7 separate regions of the Mus musculus genome follow, and all the other regions are linked to region 1. The links are chromatin loops, found by intact Hi-C in ENCODE. Cell type or tissue: heart. All regions are shown on one strand. Each heading gives the region's core, and the rest is flanking DNA. Links, peaks and the distances in the headings are about the cores only. Region 1 holds the start of Gm32803 (a long non-coding RNA gene). Region 2 has its middle 53 kb from the start of Ptgfrn. Region 3 has its middle 75 kb from the start of Cd2. Region 4 holds the start of Ptgfrn (prostaglandin F2 receptor negative regulator). Region 5 has its middle 44 kb from the start of Gm40107. Region 6 overlaps Gm40108 (a long non-coding RNA gene). Region 7 has its middle 4.3 kb from the start of Ttf2.

Region 1 (4,379 bases), core at 86-4,085:
GGGGCTGGGAGGTGCTGTTTAAGAGTGTGGTAATGGGGGACACTGAGCTCTTTATCCTGAGGGTAGGCGGGGAAGCACCTATGGCTCAGCTGTGGAGCCTCAGCCTGGCCGTTGGGAACCCTGGGATCCAGCCTAGCTCCTTAAGTAAACCAAGAAGCTTTAAAGACTACTTGGGTACGTGTAACTTTTCCTTGCTTCTTGTTTCCTCCTGGTGATATCTCAGAATTGCTCAACGTAAAACCAGCAGAGCCTGTGAGTTTGTGAGCTGAAAGCCCAAGACATACATGACACAGAGACACAGGGTGTTTCGCAACAGCTAACTTGGAAGCAGCTCACGGAGTGGGTGCTACTGCTGTGTGGGTAGAGGGAAGTAGGCTGAGGCTTCTGACAGAAGGGAAAGGGATGCTGGCACCGGCTAGCCAAGGTGACCACAGTGACCAGAATGCTGGAAGTCCATGCAGACCTTCAGTGAACAGCAGGAGCCACTGCTGAACAGAACGGCTCCAAGTTAGAAGCCGCAGGCTCCGTGGATGGGATTCACATTTCCTGCCTGCTGTCTCTCTGATCATGGAAGCAGTCTCTCTGTGCCTCTGTTTCCTCATGATTAAAGCGCTGAGGTGATCAAAAGAGGAAACAATTCTACCTGCTCAATTTGTCTCTGAAGTTTATGGTAATGGCTAGGTGAGGTCGCTACGGCCTGAGATGCACACGCATGACCCAGCACCCAAAGAGTTGAGTCGCACGCTACACAGAGAGACCCTGTCTCAAAGGCAAACATCGGAAGGCTGCATGCTTGTATGGGATTCTCAAAGAACGAATAAAAGTATTAAATTAAAAATGAAACAAAACAATTTTAAAAAATAGCAGTAACAACAACAAATCACCAGAAATTGTCAAACAATATGGCGAGGTTAAGGGCAAGAATGAAAAGGATGCTTCACCCAGAGGCTGGCCTGATGCATGACCTAACCACAGTATGGCCCGCTGTCCACTGCATGGCATGCCTGATGCAGGATAGCCTGATGTAAGTAGCCTGCCCAGCCATAGTGAAGTCTGGACCAGTGCTGCACTGAGGGCCATGTCTGGGTCTATGGCCATGCCGCAGCAGGGATCGGTGTTGATGTTGGTGGTTGGTGGCTCATATTATCACAAAAGGCCTTGTGGACATCCATGGTCTAGGTTCCTGCTTGAGCCGGTGTTAATGTCTAAGGGCTATGCAGAGCTGGTAGACCCTGTGCCTTGCCTGGGCAGCACAATAGAACTGTCCCTGGTGTGTGTGTGTGTGTGTGTGTGTGTGTGTGTGTGTGTGTGTGTGTTTGTGTGTGTGTGTTCCCTGAGGCTCACCCCCACCCCCAGCCATGAGCAATGGAGAGCTGACCCCACCCCTCACCAGCCTTGACTTTGCATGAGCTAGCCTGGTCAGGGCAGTGCTGGAGAGGTGGCAGGCTCACCAGTCCCAGACTTTGAGTTGCACTCAGGACTTTGAGTTGGTCTACCCCCAAAATCTACCTCATCTACGAACTGCTGAAGCGTGAGAAAGGGCAGGTCCTGCAGATCCAAAGCTGCAGGAACCCCATGACACAGGGCAACAACAGGATATCCAAGAGGAGTCCTGGTGAGGATCCAGTAGTGATAGCAGAAGCCAAAGGCCTGAAGCAGACCAATGACTCACACAGTGAACATTTGCAAGTGAAGCAGACGCACTGTGACGCACTACAGCTTCCACAACCAGATGCGGTTTTTTTTTTTTTTTTGGTTTGGTTGGATTTTGTTGTTGTATTTTATTTTTATTTTGGAGAGAGGTTGCAAGGGTGGAGACAGGTTGATGAGTGGGACTGAGGTCCGTGATGTGACATTCACAAAGAATCAATAAAGTAAAAAAAAAAAAAAAAAATAGGAGAGAAACTCGCTGAAGAGGGAAGCGTCTAGGTTTGGCTTGGCTCAGAAGAGGCCTGATTCCCCGGCAGGAGAGAAGGCAGAGCTGAGCGCAAATCTCCAGCAACCACATTCCTTCTAGCTCGCTCCAGCGGCTTTCAGGACCGCTTTGTTGCAAAAGACCTTCAGGCTAAGCCCCTGTCTCCTGCTGCCACCCTCTGGCAACAACCTGAATTGCACCCTTGCTAATTTCCTTGCCCGGAGTTAAAACACTCAAACTTGTATTTGAATTGCGGTTTTTCAGTCTACTTTCCTCTCCCTTTAAAAAGCATGTTTTTGCTGGTTATGGTGGCACATGCACAATCCCGGCACTTTCCAGCTGAAACAAGAGGATTAATAATGTGAAGATATATCCTGGGCTACACAGCAAGACAAGACCCTGCCATTAAAATATATATATATATATCTGACCACTGGCAAAATATCATCACCCTTGTAATAGGGAAAAGGAAACAGGAAGAACAGGAGTTCGAGCCCAGCATTGGCTAAACAGTTTTGCAGATAAAGAAGACACTCAGCTTGGAAACGCTGAGTGCATTGTGCAGAGATATAGCCAGGAGGCCTGTCCTGGCTCTACTTTCTGTTTCTGTGGTCTATGTTCTCTCCAGTCTCAGGGGTGTATGCATTCATCCTACCGCTCTTAGAACTAGTTCTCAAAATCAACAGAATCCAACCACCTGATATGTCCCCCAACCCCTGCACCCCATTCCTCAAACTCCCCATACCCACCTGTACCTACAGCAGCCAGCTATAAGCCAGGAGTAGCAGAGACACCAAGGCACACATCCTTCTGCTTTCCAGACTGAGGAAAGAGGTGAGGCAGGCACCCGGGGACCTGGGGACCTGGGGAGTGTGATCAGTGGACCTAGACATAAAATACTGAAGCTAAGAGTGCTGCGCCTGAGCCAGCTCCAGCATCCTAGGCAAAGGAGCCCTGTCGAAGAGAGGGAGGGACACACGCTCCCATCAACGGAGGAAAGAGGCAGGCAAGCCGCAGAGGGAGGCTGAAGGTCCAGGAAGTCGTGTGCTCCTTTCTAAAGGCACTGAGAAGCCTTCATTGTTTACATCTTTCACGGGGCATTTGGCAAGCGGTTTTTTAGAGCTAAGCACACGATCGTGTTGTAAGATAACAGATATTGTGATGTGGTTTTCTTTTCTTTTTGCAGTGAATATTTACTGACCACCTAGTACTCTGGTGCCTGACTCTTTTAGACCCCTGGGAAGTAGCCCTACCAATACTTGAATTCACGTTCTAGTGGGGGCTTATAATAAGCAACATGAATTAACACCATATTTAGTGACAGGCCTTCAGGAGAATAGTAAGTAAGGCAGGAGGTCGTGTTGGGTGTATCTTCAAACCAAAGGAGACTCCATCATTGCTGAGAAGTGCAGACAGAGTAGAAGGAGGGGTCAGAAAGCAACTGAGGGACAGGCAGGTGGAAGAGGAGGGCTCCCAAGAGGCCTTGTTCATGACAGGGGCAACTCAGAGGGTGTTACTATGAAGTCCGGTTCTTTCTATAGGGTTTAACATTGAAAAGAAAACTGGGCTCATGGTCTAACCCTGGAAACCTAGTAGTTTCAGGAAGTACAGGGGTCAGGGACTTGGAAACGTGGCTTTCAGAAGACACACTGGTCACACTTTGTGTTCGGGCTACCTATCCTATGGGGCAAGTCACCACACAGCCACCTGACACAGCTGCACCGGATACTTCTGGAGTCCTGGCTTCTCACTGTCCTGCTAGGGGAGGCACTAGGTGCCTGGGCTGCTACAGATGGCGGGATGTTGAGCATGGAGGATGGTGGCTTCACTGATGTGCCTAATGCCTGCACCTGGAAGCTTGATTGGCACATCCCACAAGGCCTCTGTCTGGTTTGTGGCTCCCCAGGGTGGGGCATTCCCCTCAGAAGAAGTGTCTAGAACACAGGCAGCCAGACAGATGAGCCACCTAAGAGAAGCAGCTGAGCTGTCTGGCACTTTGTGACTTAGCCTCTGGAGGCCACAGCACCCCTTCTACTACGCCGGTGTTCTACAGAGTCACAGAGCACAAGTCGGAGAAAAGAGGGATTGGCATCTTTCTTGATGGGAATCATGTCAGAGAGGCAGCCCTGGGTGCCACAGGACTTGCAGCTGTGTGCCCTCCAGACCTCCATTCTACCCAAACCTCAGCCAGAGCCCTGGGCATCTTTGAAAGTCTGTTCACTTCCACCTCCTGCAAAGTTAGTACTTCAGCCAAGTGGCTCCCGATCATGTGCTCACACACCTGAAACGTCAGGTCTGGACGGTGGGCACAGAGAGCAGCAACGGACGACTGGGTGGCTCTCTGAAGACATGAGAACATTCAAAGCCCTGACAAAGTCTGTGACCTGGACCTAGCCGTCCATTTCAACATTCGCTTGAAACACTTGAAAGAAGTCTCAGGGGACTTTGAAGTCATTCTCCCAAT
Region 2 (4,379 bases), core at 270-4,269, 130 kb before region 1:
CGGGGAGAGAAGCCAGCCAGGTGCAGGCAGGAAGGGGATATTAGTCTGCAGAGTTTAAAAATAATAACAAAACCAACTAAAAGCCATCTGGTTTATATAATCACCACAGTCATGGCGGTTCTGAACAGTTGGCAACAAACGTAGCCAAAGGCTGGTCTTCGATCTTCTAAAAAAAAATGCCATTTGTTGGAAGAGATCCATAGGACCGAGTTGTGACTTTTTTGCAATTCTAGAATAATCAAGTCTTTGGGCTATAATAGATGCTCAAACACTAAACCGAAACCAAGTGAATATAGGTGTGTGTAGTCCTTTTTTCACTCTATGCTAGAACTCCCCCAGAACCCTACCTTAAAAAAAAAGTCAGGAAGATTCACACAAAGACCCTTCACTAAAACATGCATGAGAACTGAGCTAACACCACGACCCAAGAAGGTAGGCAAAATCAGAGTCCTGTCAGGATGACTCAGAGAACTGCATCCATCACTTACCATGTACTGGGAGGGGCCGCCAGGCCCACTGCCTAGAGATTTTATTCATATATTTTATTCTCCTTTCTTGGAAAACCTACAAAAATCACCTCGTAACTCAGGATATTAGAGAATCCATTAGTTCTGGGGTTAAGATCCTAAGGGAAACTAAATACTAACAAATACTCCTGTTGACTGACACCCTCAGACACTCAAATTGCTTAAACCAGCTCCTAATTGGGAACAGCTGGCAGAAGAGAGCAAAGCCTGTGGCCAGACCTGGAATCTGGTTGCAAATCTGGTCCCTAGAAAGAAACCAGTCTCCATTAAGGGTTAAAATGTGGGAGGTCAAGAGAGCGGTCCTCTGGTCCTCCGGAGCAGCAATGGAGGGTGGCTAAGTGAACCGGAGAACAAAGAGCGTTCACATCCCAGCTGTAGCCCCTTGCTCAGCCTGGGACTGAGACTGAGAAGCGACTGAGTGGACGGGGAGGGGCCTGAGCGGCAGCAGGATCTCACTAGACATTATCTTTCCAGAGCTGGGATCACTAATCCTGATGTGTCCAGCCAAATAACTTTCCCCGGAGTTATTCCCGCTCCGCTAGGAAGCGCAGATCTCCAAACCTATAGGGTGGAGGGAGGCTACCGATTTTAACCTGGCCTGTGTCATCCAGTGTCCCTCCAGATTCACAGTGTCCTGCACTCTGCTAAGCCGCCCAGCCTCTGGGCTGTGTGCCCTGACCCTGCTGTGGTCTGAGCCAGAGCCATAGCTCTGCTCTTGGAAAGCTGTGCGCAAGGCCCGCCCTCTAGGCCTTGGCATTGGGTCTGAAGCCCAGACTGGGAACGGGAGAAGCCAAGGAAAGGTCTCAGGTGTGTAGACCATCCCGCCGCAGAGTCAACTGTCAGCGGTGGTCATTAGTGACTGGTGAGCTGGATGCTGGTGGCAGTCCCACTGGGTAGTTTTCAATGGTGTGACCTTGGCTCTGCACTTTGGTGCCAAATCCTTTGGTTCGTGCCTGTTCACCGAGCCAAATTTCCCAGGCTTCCTGGCGATTCTGTGAACTACTTGAGTGCTCTCCAATAATTTTTCCTTTTTTTTTTTCTACCTAAGAGTCGATTTGTAATGTTGGAAATCAAGAACCCTGCCTGGTACAGCATCTGTCCCTGCAAGACTCAGGAAACCAGGGACATGCGGGCTGGTGTGTGTGTGTGTGTGTGTGCGTGTGTGTGTGTGAGAGAGAGAGAGAGAGAGAGAGAGAGAGAGAGAGAGAGAGAACAGGAGAAGCAGAGTGACAGAACTAGACATCTGGAAAGGAAAGGCAGTATGGAAATTCAGGGAGAGGGAGGGAAGGGAAGGGGAAAGGCTAGAAGGGTTGGCGGGTGAGGGACAGCAGCCAGGAAGGGGTCGTGCACGTTGTTAATGCTTGTAATAAGAGCCTTAGAGGAAACTGCCCCAGTGGCCTCCCTAAGGTATTTTTGCATTGCTATTTCTGTCAGACAACGTGGTTTAAATTGTTTCTCGGCACTGTTTTAGGAACAACAGTTCCTTGATTCAGTCTTGCTTCTGGAGATGAACCCGGGCGTTGGCTTTAACATTATACATTGATCAAGCATGCAGCGTGCCGGGGAGTGTACAGATATATGGGCATGCATATGCATGGCGTGCTATAGTATGATAAATACATGCATGAGAAAAATCAGGTCTGGGGCTAGTTATGTGGGAGGGGAACCTTTATGTAGCACGCTTATTTAATATCTCAAAGGGGAAACATTACTTATTATGCCATATCAGCGTATCATTCGTCTTATGGGTAGACAGAATGAAGAATCTTCGACAATTAATAGAAATTGCAGGAAAAATTATGATTAACTGCCATCTGCTGGCTTCTGTGTATTTTATTTTCATGCAGCTTCTAGCCTGCCCTCGTAATTATCGGTGTCTGTCTTTCCCGTCCTTAACTGGTTCTGTTAACCAGTGCTGCCCTTGTGGGTACGGGGTGGGGCGGAGGGTGTACGTGCAAGAGGATGAAGCTAACTCAAATACACCAATCCGTCTTCTTCTAAGTTCCAATTTGAGAGAGCAGGCTACAGCTTATTTTAGAATTCTGTTTTCGTAGCAGATTGAGCAAGCAGTGTATGCTTAGCGAGTGTATAGTAGGGGGCAGGCAGTGCTTTGAAAGTGACTTCTCTCTCTCATCCTCTCATCTCTGAGGACCATAGGGTTTGCATCTCAAAAGCTCTGTCCGGCTTCTGGCAGGTGAGGCCTTTCAGAGTCTCATTCAGATGACATTGTAGCCAGGGAGAGCCTGTTGCAGCGCCAAACCTGATGGGGAAGGGAAGCAGATTCCAGCAGAGCGTATTTGACCCTTTGCCCCAAAGCCCCTACTAGAAGTGCTCAGCAGGAAATAGATCTTCTCTGTTAGTAAATGAGGGTGACTTTTGTTTACGCGGTGAGTCCAGGCATAGGCCATCCCCCCATCACTCCCCAAGTAGACCAGAGAGTTGGTGATTTATCTGGGTGACTCACACTCCACGTCTGGTTTGAACTAATCAGATTGATGTTCCAGAGTTTCCAAGTCAGTACAAGTCATTGTGGTTGGCCATTACAACTTTAAAAATGTATCTATTTGTGTGGGGGTGGAATTTGTACACAGTATGCCTAGGTGTGGAGGCCAAAAGTAACAATGCTGGCTTGGAGCTGCTACAGGCTCTGAGGCTACAGTGTCTGAATGAGACATGGAATACCTCACCTGTCAGAAGCCAGACAGAGCATTTGAGATGCAAACACTATTGGTCCTTTTGGTGTGGGTGGGAGTAGGGTTAGGATTTCCCCCTGAGCCTGAGGCTCAGCAGTTCAGCAGTAGGCTGGCTGGCCAGTGAGCTTTAGGATCCATTTGTCTCCATCCTGCTCCGGCCCCCACCCCTTTTGTTCTGGGGTTAAGGACACAAAGCCACCATAAGGCTTTTACGTGGGTGCTAGGGATCCAGACTTAGGTCCTGATGCTTGCACACAAGTCAGCTTGTCACCGGAGCCATCACCCACCAGAGTGACCACATTTTTAGTATTTTGGTATATTTACGTATTTGAAATCAGTCTAAGAATGTCAACCACGCCTAACGTCAACTGTGCATACCTTATCATTTAATGTTATGTTTGAGACGTAAAAACATACATAATGTGTTTGTGTTATAAAGTAAAATAATAGAATCAAAGGAGCTATGTCAGGTCCCGTACATTTATTCGATTCAGATTAGAGCCAGGATGTCACCAGTGCTGGCTCACTCAATGGCCAGAATGCTGTATGTGCGTTCACATCATTTCTCACACTCTGGATAGGTGCTGTCCTTCCCACTATACAGATTGGTAAACTGAGGCACATTAAAACATCAGTCTCACACAGATGTAGTGAGTGTTCCTTAACAGTTCTCAACAGCACCCTTTCTCTTGTCTTGATGGAAACAAGGCTGGCACCTAGTCCCAAAACCATTACCATGGTGGGCCATGTGACGTACTCTCCCTGTGGACATCTGAAAGTATCACTCCCGGGCAGAGGAGTCAAATATTCCTGGAGGTTGCTATGACTCCCCTGGCCTGGCAGACTGCTGGTGCTCGCCTCATGTCCTGACAGCAGTGGCTTTCTTCTACAGTGACCTCCAACTTTTGACTCAAGGGGCCAAGGTAGGCAAGCAATGTCAGGGAGTGGCTATCTCTGGGAGTGGCTTTGCTGATAACATTCCACCATTTTTTGGTCCTGCGGGTGGGAAAACGTGCTCCTGTGCTTCAGTTAATTCCAGCCTGCCCTGTCTGCTCCCTCTCTGCTTGCTTCCCTTTCTTCTGTCCTCACCATCTTTCAGCTGTGATAAAAAACTGCCCTGAGAGCAAAGGGTTTCTTAGGTTATAGCCCATCATTGAGG
Region 3 (4,379 bases), core at 129-4,128, 82 kb before region 1:
CCTCTCTAGGAAACTTGTTCGTGGTCTTGTCCCCCAAAGGCTGCTTTTGAAGTTCAATTGCAGATTCCTAGTAGACAGTGGGCACCAGGGAAGCTCCTCACCCTCCTAGATGGTTTACCTTGGATAGGGATGTGTGCCCTGCTCTGGACGTTCTGTGATTGTCCCTGACAGGCTGCATGGACTCTTGGTGTGTGAATAGCTAGACATGTGAAGACACAGATGAGGCTAAGGCCTGGATGAGTGGGGGTCCTGGGTCTTTAAGACTCTGGTGAGTATGCACCTGAGTGTGGGTGCTCTGGGGAGTGCACTTAGGTCTGTGAGGCCCCGGGGTGTGAGAACTCGAGGATGTGTGAGGGACCTGAGCGAAGGAACAACAGGGGTCCTTTCCTAGGTGACTTTTGGTTCAGTCAAGGTGACAATCAGGATTAACCACGGCAGATGAAGAGCTGGGTTATGGGGGTACCTGGGTGTGGGGGACCCAAGCATGAAGGCATCTGAGCATATGAATAAAACCTAGAGTGCATTAGAACCTGGGTCTGTGAGGACCTGGATATGTAAGCACTTCACTATGGGAAGACCTGAGTGTAAGGGCACGAGGTGGGCACCATAGTGCGTGAGCACCTGTGGCGGGGGAGGAGCATCATGGGAGCACCAGGCCATGTAATAGCAGGATGTGTTGGGCCTCAGCTTTGAGGGGCTCCAGCCTGTGAGGACTTGGGCACATTAAAAGCTGAGCATGTCAAGACCTTGGTATTTGTAAGGACTTGGGCACTGAGTACTAGGTTATGGGAGGATGTCTGCGAGTGAGGACCCCCAGGATATAGGCTCTAAACCTGCTTGCTACCTGTGGCTTAGCACTCCTGCCCACCCATGGGTGAAGGATCTGAACAGAATGGCTGACAGAAAGACTCTGTAATGAGAGGGCAGGCCCAGGGCCAAGAAGCTGTGTCTGCCTCCCACCATAAACCATCACACAGCACTTTGAACGAAGTTTATGGCTTTGGCAGAGCTCCAATCTCCTGAGGGCTCAGGCTGTAAATTCTTAAGAAGATCCTAGACCCTGCTGGCCGGGCCTTGTCACCCATTGTGAAAGGTGCAGAAGAAAAGGATAGGTCACATTGTAGGAGCTTCCCCCACCCCACCACCACCACCACCCCCACCCCCCGCCTTCCACCCCACACAGGTCTATCGAGAAGGAAGACAAACTGTGTAACATGGATGGAGAACTAGGCCCCCCGGGGTGGCTGGGGGACCTGTGACAAACTGCTAAGTGAGAACATACACAGGAAAGAGGCAGGAAAGGCCCTAATCCACAGAGCACCAGGGGAGGCCAGGTCTGTGTTTAGCCTTGGCTGGTGGGGCCTCTCCTGCCTCCCCTCCTACTCTTGGCTGATTCACTCAGCAGCTGGGCTCCAGGCGCCCGGGGCAGGGCGGGTGGAGTGAAGGGTACCTTCCTGGCCCCTCCACCAGCTCCATCTGTGCACAGGCGCCCCTGTGGTCCCCATACCCAGCTGTCCACCACACTGCTAGTGGGTGTGAGGCCGTTTGGGAAAATATCCGCTAAAAGCAGAGTGGAGAGAAAGGGAAACAGAATATTAACGTAGCAGGGAGAAGTCTGCATAAATCTGAATGGCTAATGAAGTCAGGGAAGAAGCCCAGAGAAGCCCAGGGGTCTCTAGACCTCAGACCACCAGAAACTGTGAACTTGAGGCCAGGGCTACATGGCCAGCTAGTGATGCTGTCATTTTGCAGTCAGGGGGACTGGGCCAGAGTGTGTGTGTGTGTGTGGGGGGGGGGGTAATGGGGGCAGCCCGGGCTCCAGTGAGAGGTAGTGAGGTCATTTCTGGCCAATCAGAGTGAAGGGCAGAATCCCAGCTGATGATGGGGATTTTAAAGGACTACGGGGACTTCCTAGTGCCACGTTTCTGTCTCTGGATTGAGAGAACCATGGAGCTGGCCAGCCGGCTGGAGGCCAATGTCTCTTGATTTTTCTTTGTGCTGTGTTTGGAAGGGTGTCCCCAGGGAGGCTGACAGCCGCCTCTGAGAAGCAGCTTTCTGTCCCTACAGGCCTCTTTCCATCCCATCCTCAAAAGCAAGGCCTCTTCCCTTAGCAGGTGTCCCTCTTTGCTCAACCCTGTTTTCTCCTCACAAAATGCTGACTCACAGGTGGACGGAAGTCGTCATCCCTTAAGAACGCTATCTCCTTGACAGGTGGCCGCCAGCCAGCTCCAGCATTAGTACTTCTGCAGTGGGGATCTCTGTACCCCCACACAGCATGGGGGTCAGCACCCACACACAGCATGGAGCTCAGCACCTCCACACAGCATGGAGCTCAGTACCTCCACACAGCATGGTGCTCAGTACCTCCACACAGCATGGACCTCAGTACCTCCACACAGCATGGACCTCAGTACCTCCACACAGCATGGAGCTCAGTACCTCCACACAGCATGGAGTTCAGTACCCCCACTCAGAGTGGAACTCAGTACACCCACACAGCATGGAGCTCAGTGCCCCCACACAGCATGGAGCTCAGTGCCCCCACACAATGCTCTCTAATCAGAACAGCTTAGATATTTAGCAAGTCTTTCCTGCCTGCCTTCCTTTATCCCTTCCCTCTCTTCTTTCCCTCCCTTCCTTTCTTCCTCTGCTATTTTCTCCCCCCCCCTTTTCTCTCCCTCTTCTCATCTCCCCCCTCCCTCCCTCTTCTTCTAGTCCTCTTCCTTGTCTTCCTCCTCCCTGGTGCAATGAGGACCATATGAAATTCCCAGTGGGTTTTCTGGTTTTGTTTGTTTGTTTGTTTTCTTGAAATAGCTCCGGCTCCTTCAGGCTTATCTCTGGAGAACGATTTCTTGTCGTCCCCTTTGCTGGGAAGAGATGCTCTGAATATGCTATGCATTCATTTTTCACACAGTTATTTTGGTGTTTATTCATTCATATCTCCAGCTTACTCCAAAAAGAGACTCAAAGGGGCTTGCAAATTATACAGCAATACTATAAAAAGTAATGGGGAAAGTATTAATGAAGAAAAGGCAGAAGATGGTGAGCCACAGTAAGTCTACTTACTGTCTGAGCACATTCCTGTCAGTTTGCACTTGGTTCGGTGTAGACACCAAACTTGCCTGGTGAATTCCCTAGCAGCAAAGGTGAAAAGGGAAACTTGGGCAGCCTTGCAAGCCAGTCTCCATAAGAACAAAGAGAAAACACAGCTCTTTCTAGGCCTGGAAATGAAAGAAAAGTATCCCTGGACTCACCCGGAGAAGAATGCATCCAATACTTTTCTCACGATAAATTCAACAACCCATTTACCCAAGCTGTTTCTTATCAGGTCACCTCACGTCGTAACCCCAAAGCACAGTCTCAATGAACGTGAGTACTCTGGCTTGTTAATGGGCCTCTTAACACATGGCATAAAGTATTCCAAACTCCTCCGACTGCAGAGAAAGACAGTGAGATACTTCTGTCCGGAATGCTCCTCCTGACAGCACGGCCTGGGCTGCTATTAGCTCTTTAGTGACATGCTAACTCCTGTAGCAGATTCCTCAAACCTATTGCTGCCTCTGTGACAAGAACTGAATTTAAGCCAATTTGTCTTCATTTTTTTACTTGGTCAATTGATTTTTTTTTTTAACTTAAGTGCAGGACTGCGTTGTATTTATCACCATAATTCCATTTTGTTAACTTTGCTTCCAGTCATGCTGATGCTAATCCTGGATTTGCATCACATCAACCCATATACCGTATTTCCTCAAATAGAAGACTCTTTTCATTGCACGATGCATTATTTACAAATTACCACTGAGAACAAACAATGTTGTCAATTGCAATAATAAGCTGTGTGTGAGTTTGAATGAGAAATGTCCCTGATGGGTTCCCATATTTGAGCACTCAGCCCCCAGCTGGTAGCAATCTTTGGGGAGGTTGGAAAGCCTTTGGGAGATGGCACTGGACTGGAAGAGGTTTGTCACTGGAGGTTACTCCTGCTCCACTTCAGCTCACTCTCTAAGATTCATGTTTGCTGTTGAAGAGCTGACTACCCAGCTTCCTGCTGCAGCTTTCTGCACCTGTTCCCCCGCCCCCACCCTCCATTATGGACCCTCCCTCCGCAACCATAAGTCCCAACAAACGTTTCCTTCTATAAGTTGCTTTGTATCATGGTGTTTGTCACAGCAACAGAAGAGTACCTGACACAGTGTTACGTTCACTGGTCTTGGAATTCATCTAGTTTTAGGGATAAAGATGATTTTAAATCCAGATGTAGCTCAGGCCTACAATCCCAAGCTGAGACAGGAGGATCACTGAGAGTTCAAAGCTAATCTGAGCTTCTTAGTGAGCTCCAGCCTAGTCTGGACTGTCTGACTAAACTTTGTTGTAAAAAA
Region 4 (4,379 bases), core at 175-4,174, 190 kb before region 1:
GGTACCCAGGGGCAGAGTTTGTAGATGGCACATCAATGGTTCAGAGAATTGCTAGGTGAATCTGCACAGGGCAGTCACAGTCACATCCAAAAGTCTTTAAGTCTCATCAAGGTTGGATGCACGGGTATACCACCATGATTCATTCCCCAAGCTGTGCTTTCCCGACCCTGGGCTGCTGGCTGTGGTTTGTTTATTCACTTGGTCTGAGGGATGGAATCCAAAACCTGGCAAAGATAAACAAGCACAGAGCTACAACCCTAGGCCCCCAAGGGCATCCTTTTTAAACTTCTACCTCACGCTACCCTCTCAACTGGTACATCCACAGACTACACACTGACCACTCTAGGGAGAGTCAGTCACATAAACCACAAAGTGAGTAGCAGATGGGAGTGGTGCCCCAGGAATCTGTGCAACCATAGGCCATGGCCCTGCCTGACCCAGACGTATAAGCCAATTAAATGGTGGCGACTGTCCCCAGCAATATGCAACAAATACACAACTTGCAAAGACTGATGCCTGGCAGATCAGAAACCACAGAAGACTATTGGATGTTTTCTGTACATGGGTTGTGGCTGGAGAATTATGTCTAGGGGAGTTCTTAGAGGGAGTCATTTCCAGAAAACCCCTCGGAGGTGAAGTATCACAGTAGCAGCCAGAAAGGCTAGTTCACAGGCAGCCAGGACTCATGGGGAGCTGGGACAGTAAAGTCCTAATGCCAGCAGAAGGGGAGTGGTGGCAGGAGGTCCCCACGGGGATCCTCACACCATCAGAAGTGCAGTCATTTAGCCCCTGTGCAGCTGAGGCCAGGCTGGGATAGGCAACACACACCACGTGCTCTGGGAAAGCTTGAGATACATCGTCTGCAGGGGCTTGGAAGGGAACCCAGGGCTGGGTCTGGAATTCTGCTTGTCCTAGATGCCACTGGTCACAGGGAACCACGCATATAACCACACTTGGGGATCTGCCTTCCTGAACCAAGGCAGGCATTAAATAAATACATCAAGTGGCTGGTTAAGATCACCCTGTGTATCTATGTGAAGATGGTGTCTGTGTAAGGAGTGAATGGAAAATGGAGGGGGGGGGAGCCCAGGAAAGATTCCTTAGGTGGGTGAGGGGATACTGGGCCAAACCACTGAGAGACACCAAGGGTTTCCAGAGGGTAAAGGAGAAGGGGGCAGTAACGAGGGAAGTAACAGGTAGAAAAGTTGGAAAAGCTGGGCTCTCGGGTCTTTGTGTATAAATCCGAGCCTAGCTAGCTTCAGGAGACGCTGGAAGGCAACACTGAGGCAGATTTGGCTAGATGGCAGGGATGGTACAAGACTGTCACAGTAACGCTGGGCTACCCAGTGACCTTCGTGGAAGGAAGTTGGATTCTCTTGCTTCCCTGGAAAAGCAACTCAGCATGGGCTAGCGAATGAAGAGCGATCCCGACCGGCCTCGGCTATGGCGGGACACAGCAAAGGCTCACATTTCCGCCCAGCCGGGTACGCGGGCCGGGGCCGCCCGCACCTTCCGGGGCCGGGAGTTCAAGGTGAGCCCGGCTCACGGTGGCCAACAGGTAGAGAGCGCTGTGGGAGAACCGGCCACGAGCCACTCCCCCGGCACACGTGAGGACCCGGCTCGGTCAGGCCGGGCGGCTCCGGCTACTGGGAGCGCGGGCCCAGGAGGATGTGCACCGGGCTCAGATCGGCCCCACATCGCTCCCCGCCCGGCCGGCGGCCCGGCGCTCCGGATCCCGGTCTCCCGGGAGCCGCCCCGGGCGCCCCGGGTGCCCCAGGCCCCGAGCGGCAGCCGCGCCCCCCCGGGACCCAGCGCCCCACCGCGCCCCGCCGCGCCCCACGCGCACTCACCCAGCGACAGGAGCGCCAGCAGCAGCGGCCTCGGCGCCGGGCGCCCCATGCTCGGCCGGCGGGAGCGACTCTCCGCCTCCTCCTCCTTCCCCGCCGCCGCTCCTCCTCCTCCTCCTCCAGCTCCGGCTGCTCCAGAGTCGGCTGCTCCGCCGGGCCGCGCGCCTGCTCCGCTCTCCCCGCTGGCCGAGCGAGCCCAGCGCCGGCGCGGACGTGCGCACCTGGCTCGTCGCGGCCCTCCTCCTCCTCCTCTCCCGCCCTCCGCCAGCCGCCGGGCCCCGGAGCCGGCCTCGCCGATCCCAGGGCGCAGCAACCCGGACCGCCTCCCGAAAGCAAAAGGGAAGAGCCGTGGCGTCCGCCCGCCCGCGCCTCCCACCCGGCGCTTTGCCAGCAACAAACACAAACTTTCCCAAGCCCCTCCCCGCTCCAGGTAACGGAGGAGGCGCTGGGGCCACCCGCTTAAAGGGGAGGAGACGCCCGAGCCCACTCAGCCTTCCCCTCGGGCCCCCAGCCCTCGAAAAACTTTCCTCCGACCTTTAAAAGTTGGCCTGGAAGACTTGTCTGGAAACCTCATCTTTTGGGCCCTATCCCGGGACGCCCGGCATTCCTTCGCGGTGGAATCCCCACGAGTGTCTCGCAGCCAGCAACCCACACGTACACCCTCTGGTCTCCAGCTAAGCATGCCACCAGCCACCTGCTTAGCCCTTGCTAAAAATAATTACACAGATAGGAATGAAAGAGCTTCAAAGGCAGTGAATTCCCACCCCCTCATGGTCCAGAGGCCTGATGTGCTTGGGAGAGTTGGCAAGGGACTCTCAGCCAAGCATCAAATTCAACAAGGCTCTCTAACCCACCACCCTGTAGTTGGGTGGGCCTGCCTCCTTCCTGGCCCACCTCCCTCCTCTCCAGGGTCCCTGTGGTACTAATTAGAACAACTTCCAACTAAGGTACCCATAAAAGAAAAGAAAAAAAAGAAAAGAAAAGAAAAGAAAACCCACACCATCTATTATTAGCCGTAGTGCTTCAAATGGTATGTCTGCCGCCTGAGACTATATTCATTGCTTTAAGTGGACACAACTGGGTTTCCATTAAAGACTCTTTTTCCTCCCACAATAGAGTTTTGTGCTTTGGATTTGAATACAAAAGACTCCACAGCTCTGGGGGGAAAATCAGCGTTCCTTGTTTAAAACGTCCCAAGGATGAATCAGACATTCAGAAAGGCTCACTGGTATCCAGTGACCCCCTCCGTCGCCCGGGCCTTTCATTAATATATGTAAAACAAATCACAGATGTTCCTGGGGAAACTGCCTTCTCTGGTGCAGAACATTAAGCTTGTTCTGATTTCCACAAGCGTTTCTCGTTTCTGCCAACTGACATGCGACTGACTGGCCAGGTGTGAACCCTTCCGAAAGAGACTCCTAAAATTGTATTCCCAGCCAGGCGTGGTGACCTCCACTGCACTCTGTAGGTAGAGGCAGGATGGGCTCAAGGTCATCCGTCCCTGGCTTCAAACAGAGATCAAGGCCGGCTTGGGCTACAGGAGACCCTGTTTCAAAAGACCAAAATAAACAAATTCCTGGTGGTTCAACAATGGAGGTTTACTTACTGTCACAAAGTGGTAACAATTAAACAGAGATAAAATGGTATGGTAACTTTGGTGTTGAGTATATTTCCCCCTCAATATTTTTTTTCTTTTAATTTCTGTCTTGCCACCAAGCCTTTCCCAGAGTTTCCCCCACCCCTATCCATGTTCCTGTTGTTCTTTTTCCCAGAATTTCTGTAGGAAGGTCAATTTTCTTTTGTTTCTTTCCATTCTATCAAGCCTGAATATGAGCCTCATGTTAAGTTTTGAAATATGCTGGAACTACGGGAAAACGTAAGGCCTGGCTCTTCCAGCAGCTCAGCCTTCAGCTCATCAATCTTTCCGGGTTCTGACCACCCAGAATGCTTAACGTCTGGCCTGCACATTTTGGCACTTGATCACAGTCAGCTCAGCACACTATGTATACTGCTTCCACCTCTGCCTAATAACTGGAGGATCTAAGAGGCGGACACATTGTCAACTTGCATCCCCTCCTCACTGGAGAGGAGTTCTGTGCCCTTTGTTTAACAGACAAAAATCTGGACCTTGGAAAGCCTTCCACATGCAGTCAGAGAAGAGACTCTGAGCTAGACCCTGGAACTGCAGCCCTGGTGAGTCAGTTGCTGCCAGTGCCCATAGCCTACAGGGTAATTTAGTGGGTGTGGCAGCAAGTGCAAAGTCCAGTCACGACCCACCCAGGAAGCAGTCAGTACTGGAGACGTTTTTCACTGCCTTCCCCAAAGCTTAACTGTATAGTAAGTCAGGCAGTCCAGGAACTCACTAGATGGAACCTACATGGAGGGACTTACAGTAAGTGTACACATAACATGATGGAAGGGGGAGGGGAATCATTCTCTCCTCCCATCTCAGCACCCAAGTATTATTAAACTAATGGGACATTTTATAATCACGGTAATAACTGTGGTGAGCAACTGAACTGGTAGGAATAA
Region 5 (4,379 bases), core at 208-4,207, 520 kb before region 1:
GCTGTGGAATTGACTCTTGGAGGCCCCTGGTGCTCACTGTATGCAGATTTAGCTGGCCAGGGTCCCAGGCCCACCTAAGGGAGAAGGGTGAGCCGGCAGGAAAGTCCTACTTCCTCTTTCTAAGAGTGGCTAACAGTGGATCATAAATCTGTGAAGGTTGCTTTGATGTGTCAGTCTGACTGGGCTGAGGAATGATAGAGAGCTGGTGAAAACATATTCTTGGCAGCGTCCATGAGCGTGTTTCTAGGAGACACTGAGTCAGGAGATGAGGGAAGAGCGTCTCCAGTCTTGCAATGTGCATCATCCAAGCCATCCAGTCCATGAGGGTTGAAGAGAACAAGGCAGAGAAAGGCCAATTTGGCTCTGCATTTGAATTTGGACATCCACCTTCTACCTTCAGACACCACGACTGCCATTCCCGGAATCTTCAGAAGCAGACATGATTTTTCTGTTGGTCTTAGACTAGAACTAAGGCCTGAGTTTACTTCAGCCACTATCTTGCAGACAGCAGATCGGGCTTCAGCTCCACCATTGCATGAGCCAGTCTTATAATAAATATTTTCTGGGAGCTGGAGTGATGATACTGGCTCAGCAGTTAAGAGCACTGGCTGTTCTTATAGAAGACCTAGATACAGTTCCCAGCACCCACATGGTAGCCCACAACCATCTGTAACTCTAGTTCTAGGGGATCTGATGCCCTCTTCTGACCTCATTGGGCACCAGGCATGCATGTGGTACATAGACATGCATGCAGGCAAAACACTCACAGACATAAAAATATGTATATATAATAAAATAAATTAAAATAAATAAGTAAATATCTTTCTATGTGCATTTCTTTCTTTCTTTCTTTCTTTTTTTATTTTTTTATTTTGGTTTTTTGAGACAGGGTTTCTCTGTGTAGCCCTGGCTGTCCTGGAACTCACTTTGTAGACCAGGCTGGCCTCGAACTCAGAAATCCACCTGCTTCTGCCTCCCGAGTGCTGGGATTAAAGGTGTACACCACCACGCCCGGCTTTGTGTGCATTTCTATATATCCAACTGTTGTGGTACTAGTTAACTTACCCAACCCTAGTCCTAGCATTGGGGCTAGAGAATGGAAAATGCCTGAAAATGTCATGATGTTCCCAAAGGGCTTGCTGAGCCCTGAGAAGACATTCTCCATGAAACAAGCCCCCAAACAACCTCCAGGCTTGGCAGCATAGCATCTGCTTAGTCAGCAAGCAGTAATCTCATAACCTTGACTCTGGTAGAGACCCGTGGAGATCTATGGCTGTCTCTACTTTGACACTAGATGAGAGATCAGCATGGGTAGCCAGGGGCCTTCACTTTTCAAGAGCCTTCTGAAGGTGGGTGAGGAGATCGCTGGCTTGTGAAATGGAGGCACTGCTGAGTGCAGCAGGCGTGCATCTTGGTGAATGTGAAGCAGTAATAAACACAACCAGTACACAAGAGCGGTCAGATATCTATTACTTGCAGCAGGCAAGGATAGCACCCGAGTTTTTTTTTCCAAAGCATTGCTTTGGAAACCAGGGCAATGGAAAGAGGGGGTTGTGCTCTGGGCTATCCATATTCACATAGGGCTGGACCCATTCTTAAGCATGCTCGTTAAGGAGCAGGTCCTAAGTAGGCTCCGTTTGTCGTCATGAAGAGTAAAATGATGGACGGGAATACCTCTGGGTGCGCTCACCTTGCACCATAAAGTTTTAGCTGACAATAAAAGAAAGGACATTCTGAAGGTGCATTGCCCCAGGGCGTCTGCCCTGCAAGGTGGTTAACACTGGGAATGGTTTGGACTGACAATACGTTGACACAGAACAAAGCAGTGAGTCCAAGTAGTGATGACTGTGACTATTTCCAGCTGCCCCTGCAGTGCGGTGCTATTGGCAGCTGTTTCCAGCCGGCCAGGGTGACCCGTATTTGTCACTGACTGGGAGAGGAACTAAAGGACTTGGTGTCTTTGGAGAAGCATGAGAAAAAGTTGTACACAGATGAGAAAAATCTCTCCAAAAGTATCAAGAGAGCTAGAATGGAAAAGTATTAAACCAAAATGTGATGCTCACCACAGGAAATCGCCCAACCTAACTGAGAGTTTCAAAAGACAGGAAGGGATTTTACCACTTGCCTGACCATTATCTCTTGCAAATTCAGACCCCTGTGTTCATGTTTTCAAGACCCAACTAAGAAGAACCAACCGGTGGTCAAGTGAGGAAGAATAAGCATATTGGCTTACACTAATCCCACCTTGCATTGGGGAGACCACTTCTGTGGGTTCCCTTTGGAGGAGAATCAGACTTCTCAAATCTCTCATTATGCGGTTTTAAGTAAATGCTGTCTCCATTGCTGGGAAGTCTTGTAATTAGCTGTTTTCCCTTTTGCTGATGGAAGGGAACCCACCTTACAGTTAGCGGTTTCCTTTCTACGGTGAATCTCTGTTCCCAGCCCCTTTTCAGTCTCTCAAATAACTGCTCGGGGAGTGTATCTGGCCTGGCAGTCTGGTTTCCAGGAGTCCGACTTTGGAGCTGTCAGATCTGTTTACTCTTCCAGAGAGGTTGTAGGAAATAGGGTGATCTCTGAGGGCATGGGTCCTCTTCAAAAACAGCTCCTAGGTCCTGCAGTAAATATTTCTGAGTTTGGAGACTGACAAAAGGCTGAGAACTAAGACTCACGGGAAGCCATTGCTCTGGTCTAAGTTCCTACACTAGCCCTAACAGCTTGACCAAATCAGAATGGAGTTACTCAACTCACTTGTCTCAAGACCTAAGAGAGCAGGAGAGATTGCACCTCAGTCCCCCAGCATGCCAGTCTCATTGACCTGGCAGCGAATATCCCTCTGCTCTACATCAGTCCAGAGAGTAATGGGAAGTAACCCGGTGCTAAACAACTGATAATTTCTCAGTTTTCTGTCTCACCATGACCACCTCACAAGGAAACGAACTTTGGAGTAGCATCCATACCTAATCTTCATTATTCCTTTCTTCTTCCTTAAGACCTTCTGGTAAACCAGCGAAGAGGCTCAAATTACTAGGATGTGGACCTGGCTTACTTAACCTTTGTCCATATTACTGATACATTTCCAAAGGACCTGAAAAATATTCTGAAAAATAACAGGTAGATGAAAGGTGTTAGGTGTATTTATATATATAATACACCCCGAGAGGCAAGGTAGAACCCAGCACCACAGTTTTTCATTCTCATTTGCCCTGACAGATTTTTCTCCAACTCAGAAACTGAAGGTCAGTCTAAGTTCCGGGCTCCCGACAGCTAGGCTGAAATTGAGACTGACCAGTCAGATTTGAGGCTGGACCCTAACTGCAACATGAACCTAGGCACAGCAGGGGATTATTTCTTCAATATTCCTTCCCCAGAAACTTCAGTATTGTCTTGAGTGTAGATATATTGCTCAAGGAAACACCTTTCTTTAGAAAGGAAAGAGTTAATAGAAGAGGAAAGGTAACCACCACTATTGTTAATTTAGCACTTCATGTGGGCCAGCGCTTGCTAAATAGTTTCGGTCCTTTGTCTCATTTGAATCCTAGCACAGTCTCCTGAGAGAGACACTATTATTGGTTTTATTTTATAGCTGTGGGAATCTAAGCTGAGAAAGGTTAAGTAATTTGCCCAGACTCCCATCTAGGAAGTGGCGGAGTGAGATTTGAAACCTAGTTCTGCCTAACTCAAAGGGGAAAGAAAGGCTAATTAACAACCACACAAGCACCTCTGAAACGGTGTTACAGTCACACACTTCCCTAGCTGTGCATGATGAGAGCTTCCACAGTACTGAGAACAGGAGATCCCAGGGTGGGATGTGTGTGTGTGTGTGTGTATGTGTGTGTGTGTGTGCGTGCATGCACATACATAAGTGCGCATGTTTGTGTGGCAAAGTGTGCATTTGTGTATATGTATGTGAATGTATGTGTGCATGTGTGTGCTTGTCTGTGTGTATATATGTGTGTGCATGTCTGTGTACAGAGTATGTATGTGTGTATGAAAGTGTGTGTAGTGTGCAAGAGTGTGTATGTATGTGTAAGGATGTGCATGTGAGAGTGTATATATGAGTATATAAGTATATATAAGTATGTATATGCATGAGTGTGTATGTATATGTGATTGTGTATATGTGTAAGTATGTGTATATTCTCAGGTATGTATGCATATACGTGTGTGCGAATGTGCATGTATACGTGATTAGGTATGTTCCTGAGGAAAAAGGGGGAGCAGAGTTATCAGTATAAATAGTCTTTTCTCTTGGCCTGCTTTCCTCTGTGTCTATGAAAGGGAGAAGCAGAATATGTCACGTTTCCCACTGTTCAGATATAACAAATACTTACGTATGATTATGACATTAACACCTGAAGAATAATCCATCTCTTTTATAT
Region 6 (4,379 bases), core at 151-4,150, 380 kb before region 1:
TAGAACCTCGATGTAGTTGGTCTGCATTTCCCTGATAGCTAAGGGTGTTGACTATTGTTCATGTGTTTGCATGTAGCTTGTACACAGGTGCGTGTTCACGTGTATATCTTCACTTAAAAGTGTGCTCATTTCCACTGCTCATTTATTGATTGAATGAATTGGTCTCTTGTCCTCCTTTTCAGGTCTGTATGTATGATAGCCGTGACTCCCATTAGGTTAATACTCGGCGAGGATTTTCCTCTTATTCTGTGGGCTGCCTCTTTACGCCATTGTCCTCTGCTGTAGAGAAGCCTTTTAGTCCAGTGCATCTTTATCAGTTCTTACTCTTACTTCCAGGACTCCTGGAGCCCGATGCAGAAAGCCATTGCTTAACACCTACAACCGGAAGAAGTTCCAGAGTTCCAGGTCTTACATCCAGGCCCTATGTCAATTTGAGTTGGTTTCTGAACAGGGTGAGAGATAAGGACCTAGTGTTGCTCTCTAACTTCCTTAATATCACTGTTGCAGAACGCTGCCCTTTTTTTCCAATGAATGTTTTGGTTCCTTTGTCAAGAGCCAGACGGGTGCAGCCACATGGGCTTATATCTACGCTGTATGGGTCTGCAGTGGTACCATGCTGCTTTCGTTACTTGGCTGTAGCAGACTTGTGCAGCCTCCGGAATTGCACCTTTTAATCAGGACTGCTTTAGCTGCTTAGATCTCTTGTACTTCCACAAGTTTTAGGATTAAATGTTTTCTTTATGTGAAGAATGTCATTGGAGTTTTTATGAGTGTTACATTGACTATATTGCTTTTGGTAAGGCAGCCATCTTAACACTATCGATTCTGCCAACCTGTGAGTATGGGAGGTCTCTCAATTAGTCTTTGCCCATATTGACATGCCATCCTGACAAGGAGCAAGCCATGAAACTAACCAGGGCAAAAGTGGACCACACCAAAGGTCCAATTTAAAACAACATTTTCACCGGGCATGGTGGCACACGTCTTTAATCCCAGCACTTGGGAGGAAGAGGCAGATGGATTTCTGAGTTCGAGGCCAGCCTGGTCTACAAAGTGAGTTCCAGGACAGCCAAGGATACACAGAGAAACCCTGTCTCGAAAAACAAAAACAAAAACAAAAACAAAACAAAAAACAAACAAAAAAACCAACCAAACAAACAAACAACCCCAACATTTTCCAAATTAACCTCAGAAAGTGTCGAGTTTACTAAAGTCAAGTACTAAAGGAATCCTGACAGGGAAAACAGCTTGTTAGGTTAAAAAGCAGTGTTTACTGGGAGCACAAAGTATGCTTTGTGACCAATTCTTTTTTTTTGTTTTGTTTTTGTTTTTTTAAGATTTATTTATTTATTATATGTAAGTACATTGTAGCTGTTTTCAGACACTCCAGAAGAGGGCATCAGATTTCACTAGGGATGGTTGTGAGCCACCATGTGGTTGCTGGGATTTGAACTCGGGACCTTTGGAAGAGCAGTCGGCACTCTTAACCACTGAGCCATCTCGCCAGCCTTGTGACCAATTCTTTACCACATCAGCTTGAGCACTCCAGAACTGTGGCTTCAATTTTAATGACAAGCATTGACACCACACATAATATGAAATCTGACTTCTAAATGCATTTGTTATTTTCCTTATATTATTCATTTTAGTCAATTATATATTTTTTAATGTGGAAGATATGTGCAACTAATATAATCAAAACACATTTATCCATGTTGTTAAAAGAAAATATATAATCTTCCAGATACCTTTTAAAAATATTTATTCTCGAGAAAGATGAATAGTGAGCTCCTGTGTGATGACCACATAAAGGGAGTTCACAGAAGGACATGAGCGAGTGTAAATGAAGCGTCCACAGTGTGAGACTGACACTTTCTGACTGCGTCAACCGGAGTCTATGTGGGGACCATGACAGACACTTGCCAGTCAACAGAAGTCAAATCCAAAGGGTGAAACGTCAAAAATAAGACCATGAAGACTTTTTCTACAAGAGCAGGTAGGTAAGTTACAGTGGGGCCGATGCCTTGTGTAGTTTGAGTCCAGCCTTCGCCTCTATGGAGAGCTTGAAAACTGACATCATTCTAACTGTCTAACTGTCACCTTCTCAAGGTTGGAAGCTGCCCATTTATCACCAAGAGTCAGTATCGGGGAACTATTTAATGCCTGTTGTCTCTCATAATTACATCACCTCATAATCTATTCCTGCCTTCGTTGCTTCCCTCTTTCCTTCCTTTCTTTAATGACCTTGAACCTGCTATTCCTGCCTCCACTTCCCAAGGGCTGGGATTATTGGCAAGTGCCATGCCTGGCTCAGCAGTGAATTTTTAAATAAGCCAAACTATCTAGAACTTGCTGAGTCCTGGAGCCTGTTCAACCCCTTCCTTCCCTGTCTCAGCCCAATTTTAATTTTTTTATTATAAAGAGCTAAACAAAGTTATTGGTGCTTCTATTTTCATACAAGCTAATCCCACTAGATGGCACTAAAGAGTCGCATGTTAGGAATCGGGCCGTGCTAACCTCAGAAACAAAAATAAGCTATCTGAACTAGCAATGCATTTCCCCGATGATTTGTACTGATATTATGATTTTCTAGATATGAACCACAAGTCTCAACCTCTTATTCGTTATAGGATACGGTGTGTTTCAGACCCTGTGGCCCATGTTAGCAATGCAGCAGTGAGACAGGAGCCCACGTGGTTAGAGGTTTGATGAACAGCATTGTCCAGAGGATCTGAGTTCAGTTCCCAGCACCTACTGGGTGGCTTACAAGCACTTGTAACTCCAGCTCCATAGGATCTGATGCCCCTGCCCTTGTAGGGCATCTGTACTCGTGTGCACATACCCACATAATTTTTAAAAAAAAAAAAATTTTTTTTTAAGTGAAGGGGCATTGTAATGGCAGAAGGCAGCATCAGGGGAGAAGCAGTTGGTAGTTGGTTATGCACACTTTTAATCCCAGCAGTGAGGCAGGCAGATACCTGTGAGGTCAAGGTCAGCCTACATATCAAGTTGCAGGCCAGCCAGGGCTACATAGTAAAAGAAAGAGGAAGAAAATTGAGATGCATAGTGTTCTAGTTTGGCTTTCTGTTGCTTTGATAAAACACTAATAAAAGCCAACACAGGGGGCTGGAGAGATGGCTCAGTGGTTAAAAAGCAATGGCTGCTCTTCTAGGGGACCCAAGTTCAATTCCCAGCACCTACATGGCAGCTCACAACGGTCTGTGACTTGTTCTAGAGGATCTGGCACCGTCACGGTGGCAAGCGCAGGGGAGGAGGCTTTTGCTCACAGGTCTCACAGTTTGAGACCCAGTCCATCGCAGTGGGTTAGGTATGGCAGCCTAGTGGCTCTCAGCACTGGCAGGGGTAGGAGGCAGCTTGCTCACAGGTCTCACAGTTTGAGACCCAGTCCATCGCAGTGGGTTAAGTATGGCAGCCTAGTGGCTCTCAGCACTGGCAGGGGTAGGAGGCAGCTTGCTCACATCTGGGCAAGTCAAGAAGCAGAGAGCACAGTGGAATTCGGGCAGCTAGAAAAATCTCAAAGCACCCCACCCAGCCACAGAGGGCCTTTTCCTCCAGCGAGTCTCTACCAACGAAAAGTTGACAATCCTCCCCACACAACACCACCAACTAGGACTGAGTGGTCAGACAATGAAGCTATGGGAGACACTCCATTCAAGCCACACTGGTCTTCTCCAGAACCTTAGCTAAAAAGAAGAGGAAAGGGCGGCTGAGGAGCACAGACAGAAGGTGAAACTGAAGTGTGAGTGTGAGAAAGATTCATAGTTAGGAGGGGATGAGGCACAAGTTGGGATGGGATTGGACATTTAGACTAGAGGTGTCAGGAGCAATCAAGGCGGAAAGGGATAGTGACTGATGGGGACAGATATGACGGTGGTGAAAGGGTAAGTCCACCAGAGCCTTTCTATCTGCTGGACGGATCACACAGCATCAGAGCCAGCCTTCCTGACCTCCCGATAGAGCATCCTCCCTTCCTGGCTCTCCTGCCCTCAGTACTGTTCCTGCCTTGGGCATTAGGAGTGGGCTGAAATCTTTAGCTACTGTATGGACCTGGCCACTTCCAGAAGTTCTGCTCTTCTGCCCCTGTGGCTTTTGTACTTCCCTGTGACTATTTGATGTCTGGAGTCCCCAGTAGGAGAAGCGATGCGTAATCATGGAGCAAGAAATGAATCAGCTCTGACAAAGGAATACAGTTAGTACATCTTAGCCATATGGTCTCAACCCATATCGTGTATCCACAAAATTCGTGGTTGAACATGGTCTTGTTAAGTTTTCTCATTATTTGAGATAACCAGTTTCTGCCTCCCTATTAACATGTCTTTATCAAATGCCTACTATGCAGGCACTGGGTTGGTTGCCAA
Region 7 (4,379 bases), core at 221-4,220, 320 kb before region 1:
AGATATATATCTCCCTCTTTTCCATGTATGCCTACAGGCCAGAAGAGGGCACCAGATCTCATTATAGGTGGTTATGAGCCACCATGTGGTTGCTGGGATTTGAACTCATACAGCAAGAGCTCTTAATCTCGGAGGCATTTCTCCAGCCCCAGGTTACAGGTTCTTTCCTGCACAAGATGACTTTGAGACTAGACAAAGTCCAGGTCTCAAATGCGTCATTCCAGACACCATTTCCTCTGAAGCTGCTCAGCCGCCTTGCACACATCCAGTAAGTAAAAATGGACACAGATAACATACAGCAAGGAAAAATGTTCCTTCTAGAAATCTAGGATGTGCTAAATAAAAACGTTTAGACCCCGGATCATATTAACAGGGGTGGTTTTGGACCAGTGGGACAGCCAAGCAAGTACAGGTTTTGTGCATATATAGTTCATATATGTTCTTAGCCTGAAAACATCTGGAGAGACCTCTGAGAATGAACTGTATATAAATTTCTATTTGGAATGAAGCAGAGGATGTAAGTTTTGGGTTTCTTAATAGCCTTGTCATACTCAGAACAAATGTTTGAGTAAATCCTAAATCTAGATGTTTTAAATGTACAAGTTAACAATAGAAATTATTGACTTATGGGCTGGCCTAAACACAGTTTATGTTGGAATTTGTAGCTGGATTGTGACAGTGACTGCACTTGAACTAAAAAAAAGCTATGTTTGTTTGTTTAGAGATAGAGTCTTAGGATTAACTCAACCTGGTCTTGAACTGGGTATGTTTCCCAGGCTGACTTTCAAAATACAATTCTCCTGCCTCAGCTTCCTATATGATGAGTTTATAGGCATGCATCTCCATGCTTGATTTAGAATAGGTGACTTTTATGAGAACTAAATTGGGTCTCAAGAGAGCTGGGGTTTTTTGTTTGCTTGTTTTCTTTTAAGATTTATTTATTTATTATATGTAAGTATACTGTAGCTGTCTTCAGACACTTCTCTCACTCCAGCCTGGCTGGCTCTGGCCCAAAGATGTATTTATATGAGTACACTGTTGCTGTCTTCAGACACCCCAGAAGAGGGCATCAGATCTCATTACGGATGGTTGTGAGCCACCATGTGGTTGCTGGGATTTGAACTCAGGACCTCTAGAAGAGCATTTAGTGCTCTTAACCGCTGAGCCATCTCTGTAAGTGGTGCTGGAAGCTTCCGTGTGGAAAGTAAATGGTAGGCATACCAACATGCTGAGTAAATAGCCTAGTGGCTGAAGAACTTGGTAGTAGACACACTTTACTCACAATCGGTGGTGACCCTGAAGCAGATGGGTTTCCTAATCTGTGAATCCAGGACAATACACTCATGTTAGTTATTGAGGAATTGAAAGCAAGTATACTCAGCACCATGCTGGCTGACACACGTCAGCCTCATTGGGCACTCCTTAGAGGTGAGAGGGTGCGCTCCGACACTAACCCCTTAACACCCCTGTCAGCATCATTTTTAAAAGTATCCAGCAATTTAAAATTCAAGCCAGTTGTCAGATTCTAGTAGCTCTGCAAGTCTCATTTATTGTATATGAGGGTTTCTAGCCAGCTGTCAGTTCTAAGTATCCTATTCTGTGGGGTAGGGGTGAGGAGACAGTGCCAGGATGCCTTGAGCATGCTAAGTTAGTACTGAATCACTGAGTACCACCCCATCCAGCACCCGATTTTCTGAAACTCTCGGGCATTTTGATTGTTGCAAACGGAGAGCCTCATTCTAACTGGCATGTGACAGATCTTTGCCCTGCAGCACATTCTGAGAAGGGAAGTTGTCAAATCTCAGCTTTCTCTGAGGTGTGTTGTAAGATGAGGGCTGTTATTTAGTGCTCACAACTACCCTAGCAACACGCGTTCTTTATTCCTAGGTTTAAAGATTTAACATAGTCAGGTCTGGTGGCTCACACCTGTAACCCCAGCATGAAGGAGGATTGCCTTGAGTTAAAGGCAAACTACATAGAGAGACCAAGCTAGCCTGAGTTACACAGCTAGATGTGTAGGATATCGTCTCAAAAAATAGTGTGCTAAAATTATTATAATTATAATTATTATTATTAATTTTGGTTTTTTTGAGGCAGGGGTTCATTTTGTAGCCCTGATTGCCCTAGAACTAACCCTGTAGACCAGGCTGTCCTTGAACTCAGATCAACCAGCTTCTGCCTCCTAAGTGCTAGGATGGAAACCATATGCCACCACTGCCAGGCAAAAATTTTAAATTTTAAAATATATTCAGTGACTCAGATAGTTCACTTGCATTTCATCAAACATCTAGGTGTTTGCAGTGGCATGCTTAACAAATTATAAGACTAAATAAAACAAATGTAAAAGCCATTTTACAAGAAACCACTAGGTGGCAGCCTATTAACATGAAAACCAAGCAGAAGGCCTGCCCACTTCTGTTTCATTCCTTTTGCTAACAAATCCTTACTGCTCACTCGATTTCATTTTGTTTGGTGCCTTCCAGATATATGAGAGTTTTAAACCTGTCCTTTGATTAAGGAACAATCAAGATGTTACTGTGGGCAAAAATCTGTTTATAGCTGAACTGTCATTCAGTCTGACAAATGATTTTGTTGTACCAAAATTTTGCAGTGTTAGATTCCAAATTTCACTGTTCTTAAAATATGATGCCAAGAGTTGTTCAGAGCAGTTTTTCCTACTTGTATATAATTCATCGTCGTGCATTTTTTTTAACGTGTAGAGTTGCATTGCCAACTGGATTTAGAACATTTTTTTTGTATATGGTATGATGTGTATAATGTATATGTGCACACATACATCTGTGTGCCTGTGTGTGTGCACGTGCGCATATGGAGAGCAGAGCTTGACATAAGATATCATCCACTGTCGTTCTCCATCTTGGTTTTTGAGGCGTGATCTCTTGGTGAACCTGAGTCTTATCCCTTGGTTAGAGTGGCTGGCCAGCAAGCTCCAGGGATCCATGTGTCTGCATGCACAGCCACACCTGGTTTCTCCGGGCGCTGGGGATCCTAACTCAGGTCCTTGTGCTTATGTGACAAGAATTTCACTAGCTGTGCCCTCTCCAAGCCCCTCCCCACAGTTTAAGACCATTTTTATGGTCCTGAAAATGAGATCAACCTAATGATCTCCATCTTCAAAACGTTGCCTTCTGAGCATCTATAAATGGAGTCACAGAGCATGTCTATTGCTTCCCTACGTGATGCCTTTGAGATTCAGCCATACTGTCTAGTGTATCAGTGGTCCACCCCAAGGACATCAGAGAAACTAGAATGGAACAGTGGAACACATCAATATTGTTTGTGTACTCCGACTGTAGTCATGCCAATATTTTGAGACATCAAACCATAAACTTTTAAAGCTCTGTATTACACGGCTCTATTTCTATCCCTCTGGGAAGGCTAGCTGGCAGATCTCTGCTGTTCTACTCTGTACAACTAGCATGTATCGCTCTTATGATTTAAAAACTCCAAAAATGCCATTAAAAGCAAGTGCACAGGGAGATGCGACAAAGAGAGTGCACCAGAATCATAATGATTATGCTTATATGAGATGGTAGGATTTGGGGTGCCCTCCCCCATTTTTATTCCCATGTAATCTCATTACACTGCCATAGAGTGGCCTTAGGATAACATGTCTGTCTCTTTCATAATCTTCTATATGTGCGTGCTTCTCAGCCTGGCTGTTTAACCCCGTCCTGTAATTAATCCTTTCTTCTTTGGATCTTTCTATTTCCTCCCACCCTCTGTTTTCTATCTAATTTCATACTTAAGCTAAGTCCTTTCTCCTTTTTGCTCTCTCCATATTAGGTATTTTACTTAATTCTAGCTTGATTCTTGACCCTAATTTCTAATGTTTTTAGTATGCAGGAGTACTCCTCGCTGCTTCCCTAAGGCTATAATCATCACACACACACACACACACACACACACACACACCAGGATGAGAAGGCTGATGTGGCTGTATACACAGTTGCCCCAAGTTGCCTTTTCTCTGGGTGGTAACACATGGCACTTGGGCACAGGCTAAGTTCTCCTGTTGAGAAGGAATGTGTTACCCCAAGTTCTGAAGATTAACCACCTCTGAGCCCCTCCAGATGCTGGGTTCTTAGTGGCTGAGACAACCTGCACAGATCTGGTGATAGCACCCCACAGCTCCTTCCTGGCTTCACCTAGGAGCTGGAATAGAGCAGTCTGCATTGCACTATTTTATTTCAGAGCAAATGCTCACCCATAGCTGAGCGCTCCATTGTTTATACTCAGCACTTAGGTTAGTTATGAGTCTGTGTTAACCATTACCCACTGCACAAAAGAAGCCTCTCTGACCAAAGCTGCGAGCAGCACATGTCTGTGACTATAAACAAATGTTTACAGTGCAGTAC

What was found. Peaks named below come from ENCODE experiments on the same cell type or tissue, not always from the same donor. Only the 100,000 strongest peaks of a DNase experiment are listed, where the experiment ranks them.
Region 2: a loop joins it to region 1, with 4 times the contacts of the local background. A loop is called at or near these places in 9 of 42 quality-filtered maps.
Region 3: it touches region 1 in a loop (2.3-fold over the local background); 8 of 42 quality-filtered maps call a loop at or near these places.
Region 4: a loop joins it to region 1, with 2.3 times the contacts of the local background. A loop is called at or near these places in 12 of 42 quality-filtered maps.
Region 5: it touches region 1 in a loop (2.3-fold over the local background); 3 of 42 quality-filtered maps call a loop at or near these places.
Region 6: it touches region 1 in a loop (3-fold over the local background); 4 of 42 quality-filtered maps call a loop at or near these places.
Region 7: it touches region 1 in a loop (7-fold over the local background); 40 of 42 quality-filtered maps call a loop at or near these places.

What each region holds. Positions count from the first base shown.
Region 1 is chr3:101,293,621-101,297,999 of GRCm38, forward strand. Gm32803 (a long non-coding RNA gene) reads right to left here and starts at 2,988. Exons shown (of 3, transcript XR_375904.2): 1 at 2,665-2,988. In heart, for the core only: a CTCF peak has its summit at 2,102 (motif pointing left); DNase peaks (open chromatin) are centred at 321, 1,089, 1,641 and 2,041; H3K4me3 peaks cover 322 bases; H3K27ac peaks cover 374 bases; H3K27me3 peaks cover 373 bases.
Region 2 is chr3:101,160,870-101,165,248 of GRCm38, forward strand. No RefSeq gene overlaps it. Among named protein-coding and RNA genes, the nearest start is that of Ptgfrn, 53 kb to the left of the region's middle. In heart, for the core only: a CTCF peak has its summit at 2,334 (motif pointing left); a DNase peak (open chromatin) is centred at 1,302; H3K4me3 peaks cover 803 bases; H3K27ac peaks cover 3,668 bases.
Region 3 is chr3:101,211,162-101,215,540 of GRCm38, forward strand. No RefSeq gene overlaps it. Among named protein-coding and RNA genes, the nearest start is that of Cd2, 75 kb to the right of the region's middle. In heart, for the core only: no CTCF peak of the experiment used is centred there; DNase peaks (open chromatin) are centred at 1,400 and 1,870; H3K4me3 peaks cover 355 bases; H3K27ac peaks cover 2,073 bases.
Region 4 is chr3:101,108,242-101,112,620 of GRCm38, forward strand. Ptgfrn (prostaglandin F2 receptor negative regulator) reads right to left here and starts at 1,925. Exons shown (of 9, transcript NM_011197.3): 1 at 1,851-1,925. The coding sequence starts at 1,899. Gm52612 reads left to right here and starts at 725. Exons shown (of 1, transcript XM_030252967.1): 1 at 725-3,499. The coding sequence starts at 1,669. The coding sequence ends at 2,310. In heart, for the core only: no CTCF peak of the experiment used is centred there; DNase peaks (open chromatin) are centred at 840, 1,550 and 2,160; H3K4me3 peaks cover 2,543 bases; H3K27ac peaks cover 3,172 bases.
Region 5 is chr3:100,771,565-100,775,943 of GRCm38, forward strand. No RefSeq gene overlaps it. Among named protein-coding and RNA genes, the nearest start is that of Gm40107, 44 kb to the right of the region's middle. In heart, for the core only: no CTCF peak of the experiment used is centred there; a DNase peak (open chromatin) is centred at 1,857.
Region 6 is chr3:100,914,474-100,918,852 of GRCm38, forward strand. It overlaps Gm40108 (a long non-coding RNA gene), which reads left to right. Exons shown (of 3, transcript XR_867505.1): 3 at 337-747. Among named protein-coding and RNA genes, the nearest start is that of Trim45, 5.8 kb to the right of the region's middle. In heart, for the core only: a CTCF peak has its summit at 2,472 (motif pointing right); no DNase peak of the experiment used is centred there.
Region 7 is chr3:100,971,726-100,976,104 of GRCm38, forward strand. No RefSeq gene overlaps it. Among named protein-coding and RNA genes, the nearest start is that of Ttf2, 4.3 kb to the left of the region's middle. In heart, for the core only: a CTCF peak has its summit at 2,367 (motif pointing right); no DNase peak of the experiment used is centred there; H3K27me3 peaks cover 194 bases.